Regions from separate parts of the Homo sapiens genome. Here region 2 is linked to region 1. A link is a loop called in an ENCODE intact Hi-C map of the cell type or tissue named here. Cell type or tissue: mammary epithelial cell. All regions are shown on one strand. Region 1 overlaps USP2 (ubiquitin specific peptidase 2). Region 2 overlaps NECTIN1 (nectin cell adhesion molecule 1).

What was found. Peaks named below come from ENCODE experiments on the same cell type or tissue, not always from the same donor. Only the 100,000 strongest peaks of a DNase experiment are listed, where the experiment ranks them.
Region 2: a loop joins it to region 1, with 2.3 times the contacts of the local background. A loop is called at or near these places in 1 of 110 quality-filtered maps.

What each region holds. Positions count from the first base shown.
Region 1 is chr11:119,372,586-119,376,585 of GRCh38, reverse strand. USP2 (ubiquitin specific peptidase 2) reads left to right here. Exons shown (of 13, transcript NM_004205.5): 2 at 3,065-3,879. The coding sequence starts at 3,106. Among named protein-coding and RNA genes, the nearest start is that of USP2, 7.1 kb to the left of the region's middle. RefSeq lists enhancers at 1-259, 3,126-3,626. In mammary epithelial cell, a CTCF peak has its summit at 2,239; DNase peaks (open chromatin) are centred at 85 and 2,245; H3K27ac peaks cover 697 bases.
Region 2 is chr11:119,689,243-119,693,242 of GRCh38, reverse strand. All of the region lies in intron 1 of NECTIN1 (nectin cell adhesion molecule 1), which reads left to right. Among named protein-coding and RNA genes, the nearest start is that of NECTIN1-AS1, 19 kb to the left of the region's middle. RefSeq lists enhancers at 106-832, 833-1,558, 3,220-3,720. In mammary epithelial cell, a CTCF peak has its summit at 1,750 (motif pointing left); DNase peaks (open chromatin) are centred at 1,082 and 2,022; H3K4me3 peaks cover 338 bases; H3K27ac peaks cover 2,773 bases.

The sequences.
Region 1 (4,000 bases):
CCAGGAGGAGGAGCTGGGCAGGGGACTGCCCCCATTGTCCAAGGTGGCGGACACCTGGAGAGGCGCTGCCTGGAGCTGCATGCCTGTACTTGCCAGCTCTGGGTAAACAGTGAAAGGAGCTGGGCAGCAGGGGCCCCCCGCACTGGGCAGGGAGGGGTATGGGGGATCCCAGCCAATTGGCTTGCCTCCCACTGCCCCATGAAAGGGCCATTCAGTTCAGGCTGTTCCTGTGGCAACAGGGAGACTCGCAGCCACGTGAGTGCCCGTCCTGTCCCTGTCTTGCGCAGCGAGACTCCGGCCAGGGCCCCAGCCCGCTCTCCTGCCCATAGTGCATTCTGTGGCCTCCAGGGACAGCTGTGCAGGTAATGCCAAGGGGCACCAACCCAGGCTGTGCTTTCACCTGGAAGGTGCTAGGACCTTTGAGAGTGAAACTGGGGGTTGCGGGAGGGGAGAGACATGTGGAAGGCCCCGGCCCCAGTAGGAACCCTCTCCGCAGGCATGGGAACTGTAGCTAGAAGTCAGAGCCGAGAGGCAGCTTCCATGGAGTATTAGTGATGGCATGACTCCCAGGGCTGCTAGGAGGAGGCGGAGGGGTCTGGCAATCACCTGCCAGATGGGAGGGAGAGTGGGGATTTGGGAGCCCTCCTGGGAATCTGTGGGCCAGAGATGTGGCCCCACCTCCGGCTCCAAAGCCTTTCAGAGCTGTCTGTCCCTGTCCTCTGGACCTCGTTTGGCCCCAGCACTTCTGCGTCATCAGCAGGGTCAAGGGATGTCACGGGCTTGGGGCGCTGCCCGAAGAATACCAATTCCCTGAGAGCCTTACTGTGGGGGAGGGAGAGGGAGAGCTGTGGGGAGGAGCCATGAGCTCATACCCTTGTTGGGGGGATTGTATCTGATTGGCTGCCTGGTGTCCCAGAGCCCAGCTCCTGAGACCTGGAGTCTCTTTGACTTTGCATTATTGATGGAGTTCTCCAAAGCAAAATAGGGCAGGACTGGGCCCCCACCCCGACCCTGTGCCTCTGTCTGTCTCTCCCGCTATGGTTTCCCTCTAACGCTGTGTGACATCATCCCCCAGTTACCTTTTCCTAGAAAGGGGTGAAAGTTGTGCTGGGCACAGTGGGCAAAGGAGTGTACATGAAGGGCCAGGGGCCCCCTGGGCCAGGTGGCAAAAGGCTAGACAGTAAGATGGACCAGGCCTTTCTGATGTCAGCCTGGACTGAAAACTGCTGGAGTTCTCAGGCAGGGTCAAGGAATGCTGTTCCGGGCCTATATGGAAGCCACCTGCTCATCTCTCACCCCTGTACCTACCCCAAAGCCTTGTGTGGACTGGGATTCTAGAGCTTTCTGCCAAGCCCTCGCATTTGGGGTTTGGCACCAGCTCCTCTCTGCCCTAATGGGCTGGGTTGCCAAGCCAGTGTCTGCTGAGTGGCCAGATGTCTGCCCACTGCCTGTTTCTCTCGCTGGGGGCTGCAGGGGGAGGCCTGGCATCCCAAGCTGAGGCCAGAGGCTGGCCAGGCTGGGAGACAGCCAGCCCTGATATTATCACAGACCTTCAGAGGGCGGAGCCATGCTGCCTCGCAGTAGCTGGGGGAGGAGATGGTAGCCACTGTCATTGTGGAGCCCTTCACGTGTTGTTATCTCATTTATTCCTCACAACAGCCCTGTGAGGTAGGAATTATGAGGATGATGGTTTTACTCATTTACAGATGAGGAAGTTGGGGCTCAGAGAGGTTACGTGACTAGTGCAAAATCACCCAGCTAGTCCATCACAGGGCAAGTCCCACAACTCTGAGAGTCCTGGATGGCTCTGCTCCATCCCCCTAGAAAGCCCCCCAAGAGCCCCTGATGCCCTCGGGGAAAGGCGTCTGACCCTACTTGCTCCTCTGCCACTCCAGCTCCATTGGATACAGGCTGCACGTTTACGGTGATGGAAGGCCTCTGGGGGTCCCCAACTGACCCTAAATCTGATGCGGGGGAGGTAACTCCAGGTTAAGTAGAAAGAACACTGGCCAGGATTTTAAAGACCTGGATTCCAGTCCTGGCTCTGCTGGTGTGTGGCCGGGGGCAAATAAGCATCACTTTTCCCATCTGTATAACAGATAGATTAAAATTCATGATCCTCTGGGGCTCTCAAAGCTCCACATTCAGCAGTGTCTGTGTTCCTTCACTAGACCCTCCCCAGCTGCAGGACTGGAGCAGGGAAGGACTGGGAATGCCACCTGCAGTGCAAGATTTGGGACTGTAGGGGGCCCCCTTTGCACAAGCATCGCCAGGACCAATTTGAGATCTGTGTTTGTAGAGGAAGCCTGTGTTGGTAGAGGAACTCTTAGGAGGCCACAGGGCCCTAACTCCACTTAGAACAGAAGCTTAGCTCAGTGAAGTGAGTGTCCCTCACTGTGGGACCATGCAGCAGGTGCTGGTGTCTGGGGAAAGGGTCTGGAGACCACGTTCTGGCCCCTCATTGTTGCATGCTCACTCACGGCCTCCCCTGCCCACCCACACCCCATTACTTCCTCCCCTGAGCCTCCTTGGCCTCACAGGGGATCTGACCAAATGATCTTCAGGTCATTCCAGCACAGACAGTCTAGGATTCCAAAAAGACACCTGCTCATCACATAAGTCAGAAGGGACAGATGTGGTCTTAACTCCTGAAATATCCAGCATTCTCAACCCAGGGGTCAGTGGCATTCCCCCAGCTCAAGAGTTTCTGCAGATGCTGAGGCAATGGGATTTGACCTGGAAGACTGCACGGCTTGGTGGGCTGTGGAGGTCAGATAGCCCCTGCTTGCGTGTTTGAGTCTTTGAATGGCCAGGATGCGCTGACTTCCTGTGTGGCATATAAAAGCCACCTCATCCCTCGCACTCTCACCGAGGTGTGAACACACAGGTGCAAGCAAGCTCCTGTGCACACCTGCGTGCATGTGTGCTTCTCAGCAGCCAGCCTGCCTCTTGTGGAAATGGACTGGGAGCTCTGAGGTTCTGGCCCAGCTGAGGATGGGGAGCAGGTCTGTGGGAGCCCGACACCTGGCAGGGCCCTCTGACAACTACACTCCTTGTCTTTCAGCCCATGAGGCTCCCAGTCCCCACTGAGTGCCACCCTGAAGGATGTCCCAGCTCTCCTCCACCCTGAAGCGCTACACAGAATCGGCCCGCTACACAGATGCCCACTATGCCAAGTCGGGCTATGGTGCCTACACCCCGTCCTCCTATGGGGCCAATCTGGCTGCCTCCTTACTGGAGAAGGAGAAACTTGGTTTCAAGCCGGTCCCCACCAGCAGCTTCCTCACCCGTCCCCGTACCTATGGCCCCTCCTCCCTCCTGGACTATGACCGGGGCCGCCCCCTGCTGAGACCCGACATCACTGGGGGTGGTAAGCGGGCAGAGAGCCAGACCCGGGGTACTGAGCGGCCTTTAGGCAGTGGCCTCAGCGGGGGCAGCGGATTCCCTTATGGAGTGACCAACAACTGCCTCAGCTACCTGCCCATCAATGCCTATGACCAGGGGGTGACCCTAACCCAGAAGCTGGACAGCCAATCAGACCTGGCCCGGGATTTCTCCAGCCTCCGGACCTCAGATAGCTACCGGATAGACCCCAGGAACCTGGGCCGCAGCCCCATGCTGGCCCGGACGCGCAAGGAGCTCTGCACCCTGCAGGGGCTCTACCAGACAGCCAGCTGCCCTGAATACCTGGTCGACTACCTGGAGAACTATGGTCGCAAGGGCAGTGCATCTCAGGTGCCCTCCCAGGCCCCTCCCTCACGAGTCCCTGAAATCATCAGCCCAACCTACCGACCCATTGGCCGCTACACGCTGTGGGAGACGGGAAAGGGTCAGGCCCCTGGGCCCAGCCGCTCCAGCTCCCCGGGAAGAGACGGCATGGTGAGTTTACCCTTGGGGACCGGGGATAGGCTGGGGAGGCAGCCACTGATGGAGAACAGCCAGGCTGAGGGCTCGACTCCCAACCTGACTGATGACTGACAGGCTGCTCCTGGTGGAGACA
Region 2 (4,000 bases), 320 kb before region 1:
TGAGGGGCAGAGAGAGAGAGACACACACCCCGAGAGTGGCAGGGTTTGGACTGGAAGTCAAGTCTCTGAGCTCTGGGACGAGGAGGCAAGAGGAACAGGGGAAGAATGGGGGCTTTTCATGTCTGGAGTCTTCAGTCATATCCTTGTGCTGGGCTGCCGGGGTTGCTAGCCCCTGTAGTCCTGGGGGAGGTGGAGGTGTCAGCTCAGCCTCCCGCAGAACGAAGGAGGAGTGGCAGGGGTGGGAGGATGGTGCCTGCCCTCTCTACAAGGCACTCCCAGCAGCCCCATCGTCAGCCTCAGGCCAGCACTGCCAGCAGGCAGGGGCTGCTCACCCAGGTCTGGTTCAGAGGGTGCTGGCCGCTCTTTTCCCCAGGAAGGGGAGAGAGGGAGGCCGTGGAGCTATGAGTGTGGTGAAGAACGTCACCTGTGGAGACAGACTGCCCTGATCAGAATCAGTCTTGCAGACTGTGTGACCGTGGGCAGGTGACTTGACCTCCCTGAGTTTCCTCATCTCTAAGATGGGGACAATCTCGCTCCTGGAGTGTTGTAAGGATTAAGTGAATTAATGTATGTAAATATCCAGCCCCAGGCCTGGCACAGATCAGCAGTGCACATGTGTTAACTGTTCTTGCCATCCTTTGGGAGGGGCCTGGCAGGGAACCTGACCCTTTTGTACTTTCTCCCCCAGGGAGGGAAGGAGGGGAGCACTTGAGCCCCAGCTTCTGCTGCTGCTAAGGGCATGGGCCCAACCTTGGGGTGGCCGAAAGGAGGCAGGTGGCAAACATGGGGTCCACTTCCCACCCCCGCCACCCACACACACACACACACACATCACTGCCACAAGCCACTTCTCGGCTTTCAGGGGCCCCTCTGCACAGAGCCAAGAGAGCATGGGAATGGAAGGAGGGAAGGGAAGGGAAGCAGGTGGCCACCGAGGCTGAGCTGCATCCGCAGCTGGGCGCGAGCCCCGAGCCTACGTGCTGGTTCCTCCGTGAGGCAGTGTGCGGAGCAGGCCCTGGCACGCCAACCCCTACCCAGTGACTCCTGAAACCCCGACAAGTCTGAGCTGGAAGCGGGGCTGGGCGAGGCTCCTGATAGATTCGTGTTGGGCAGAGGGATGGTCGGGCGGGGAAGCATGGGAAAGACCCCACTCTCGAAACTCTGACACCACTGGGGATGCTGGGAGGGAGCAGGTGGGGCTGGGGACATGCGGCCAGGCTCAGGGCTTCTACCTTCTCCCTCTCAGGCCCCTCACCCCACATGCCCCTGCCCGGCGGGGCAGGAAGAAGACAGGCCGCGGCAGAGGAGGGATGTGCTCCCCTCAGCATTTTGCCAAGTGATGATTTCAGTGCTGCTGAGAAAGAGGGAGGAAGGGAGGATGACAGCCGGGAGCTGGGAGCAGGGCAGGCCAGGCAGGAGGGCTCCCAGAAAACTCCTGGGACTGGGGAGGTCATTTTATACAGGAGCTCTCCCTCCAACCAAATGAGGTGGATGTGCTCCGGCCCATTTACAGGTGAAAAGGCTGGGTTTCGGGAAAGTTATGAGACTTGTTCATAGGTCCTACTGCTAGTTAAGTGCCAAGGCTGACATTAGCACCAGGAAAAACAAGGAAGCCTCTGCCTTCCCACCGCCCCTTTCAGCCTTCTGGGCACTGGGGAAAGGGAAAGCCCAGGGACCTGGATGTGTCCACAGGCCCTGCTGTAGCGGGGCAAGAGCAAGGCAGAGAGTGGGCAGCACCGTGCCCCCTGCAGGCAGACCACCCGCAGAGCAGCCTTCAGCTCAGCTGGCCTCTCCCCAAAACCCCATGTCACAACCTTTTGAAGATCCCACTTTCCCCGCCCACCTCAGGATGGGGGACTCTCAGGTGGAAAGAAAACTGTGAACTGTGGCTGCCTGCCCTCCAGGGTGACCCCAAGCTGGGGCTGGGTTTAGACCTGGAGCTCCAGAGGAGCTGAGTTCAGGCCTGCTGCTGCACTGAGGGCCATGCGTGGAGTTTGCTTCGTTCTGTGGTTAAACCAGGAAGAGGTTAACACTAGAGTTGGGGTCATGACCCGGGTTTGTGTTGTGGTCTAGGTTGGCACTGATGTTGAGACCTGGGCGGGGGCTACTCTTGGGGTTTCTGTGAGTGGTTGGGGAGAATGCTTTTGGTGGTTAACACTGGGGCAAGCACATTGAGTTGGGGTATTCCAGCTCAGGCTGTGTCCTGAGAAAGGGTGGATGAGTTTGGGAGGCTCAGCACTAGTTGAACAAAAGGCCATTGCTTATGTTTGGAGGATAACTGCCCATTTTCACAGGACCATTGGCCAGGGGAGAGAATCGGGGTTGGGGTGGTAGTTGAGCCGGAAGGTAGGTTGAGGTGGGGGGCGGCGTGAAAAGTGAGTGGCTTCTGCAGTGATGGAAGGGCCACTCAGAGTCCCTGCCCCTGTCCCCGAGTTCCCCCACCTCTGTGGCATCCTGTGATGTGGGACCCTCCCCACCCCAGGCCCCACCCAGATGCTACTCAGACATAAGCCTGAACATCTGGGCACGGGCTGGTCTCCCCTCTGTGGGGTTTGGGTTCTCTCATCAGCCAAGGGAACACAGGGCCGGGGTTTTGCCTCTTACCCCAGCAGTCCTGAGGCCCTGATCTGCTGGTGCCTGGGGGACCTGCCCTCCTGGCCTACCTCCGGCAGCGCTGCTGGAGACCCTTTGGTGGGGGCTCCTGAGGCCACACTAGCTGAAGAAGTCAAGAGAAAACTCAACTTTAAGCCTTTGCTAGTTCCGTTTCCCATCCCCTTTTTTTTCTGGCCCCAGCCCCTGGTCATTGAAGCACATCGGATAAAGACTGCCACCCCCCAGCTCGGAGGTCTGTGATCCAGGAGCAGAGCTCATAGGGTGGCAAGGAAGCAAGGAAGCCTTTATTTTTTATTTATTTATTTTTTTTGTTGTTGTTGGATGGAGACAGCCCTGAGCCAGGAGACATGGAAAGAGAGGCTGGCCTGCTGGGGTCTCAGTCCATGGTTGTGCCACCTGAGACACTGCAGGGTGACGTTTCACCAAGGAGGGGCTGCGAGGAAAGGAGCTCCGGCTGTCTCCTCCAGCATCACAGCTCCCTTTCCTGGCACCGCCTAAGTCCAGGTACAGAAGAGGCCCTGAGCACCTTGTGCCAAGGCCTGGTGCAGTTCTTGTATCATCCATACAGGGAAGGGTTCAGCAGAAGGCCCAGCCCCACCTGGGAATGTTATGTCTAACCCAGACGTTACGTGCAATTTGAATGCAGTATCGCTCATTGGGTCCAGACCAGTGAGTTCTGCCCAGAAATGAAATAGCAGGTTTGGTGCCTATGCAGATACCTTCTTCTTCTCAAGCTGCTTTGGAAGCAGGTGGAGGGAAGAGATTGCTCTGGGGCCCTGGTCACTGATCCCCACTCGCTGTCCAAGAGTTCAAGGTCACCACTGTGCTGTGGCTACAAAGTATTATTTCAGGGGTCATTGCGGTGGGGATTGGTGAGACCAAGACCTTCTCGAGGGGATGGGGTCGAGAGCCCTCCATCCCAATGTTGCTCCAGTGGCCCCCACCTGCTGCTCTGGCAGTGCGCACGGAGCTCCTAGCCCTGCTGCCTGTTTGGAATGTGCGGGGCACATTCAGAACTTCTGAACAGTCAGGTTGCCTTCTCCTCATTGCCCCTTCAGCAGCAGGGCCCCACCCACACCCTGAAGCCTGAACCGATAGTCCCTCACTTTGCAGCTCCCTCCCACAGCAGAGTGCCTCTGGGCAGGCAGAATTCTGACTCCAAAGCCTTGCCTAGGAGCAGGAGGTGCCTGGGGCATGGATGGAAGTGCTGGGAGTGCCAGATGCCAGCCCTGGGTGGGACGGGCTCAAGGGCTGATGCTGTAGGGTCTGAATGCCACAGGGAAGGTGCGTGTGCACATGTGTGTGCTGCTCCTGAGGCTGCGAGGCTGGAACCACCTGCAAGTCTGCAATCAGGCCCTCCTATGTTCAAAGAAAAGCCAGGAGAACC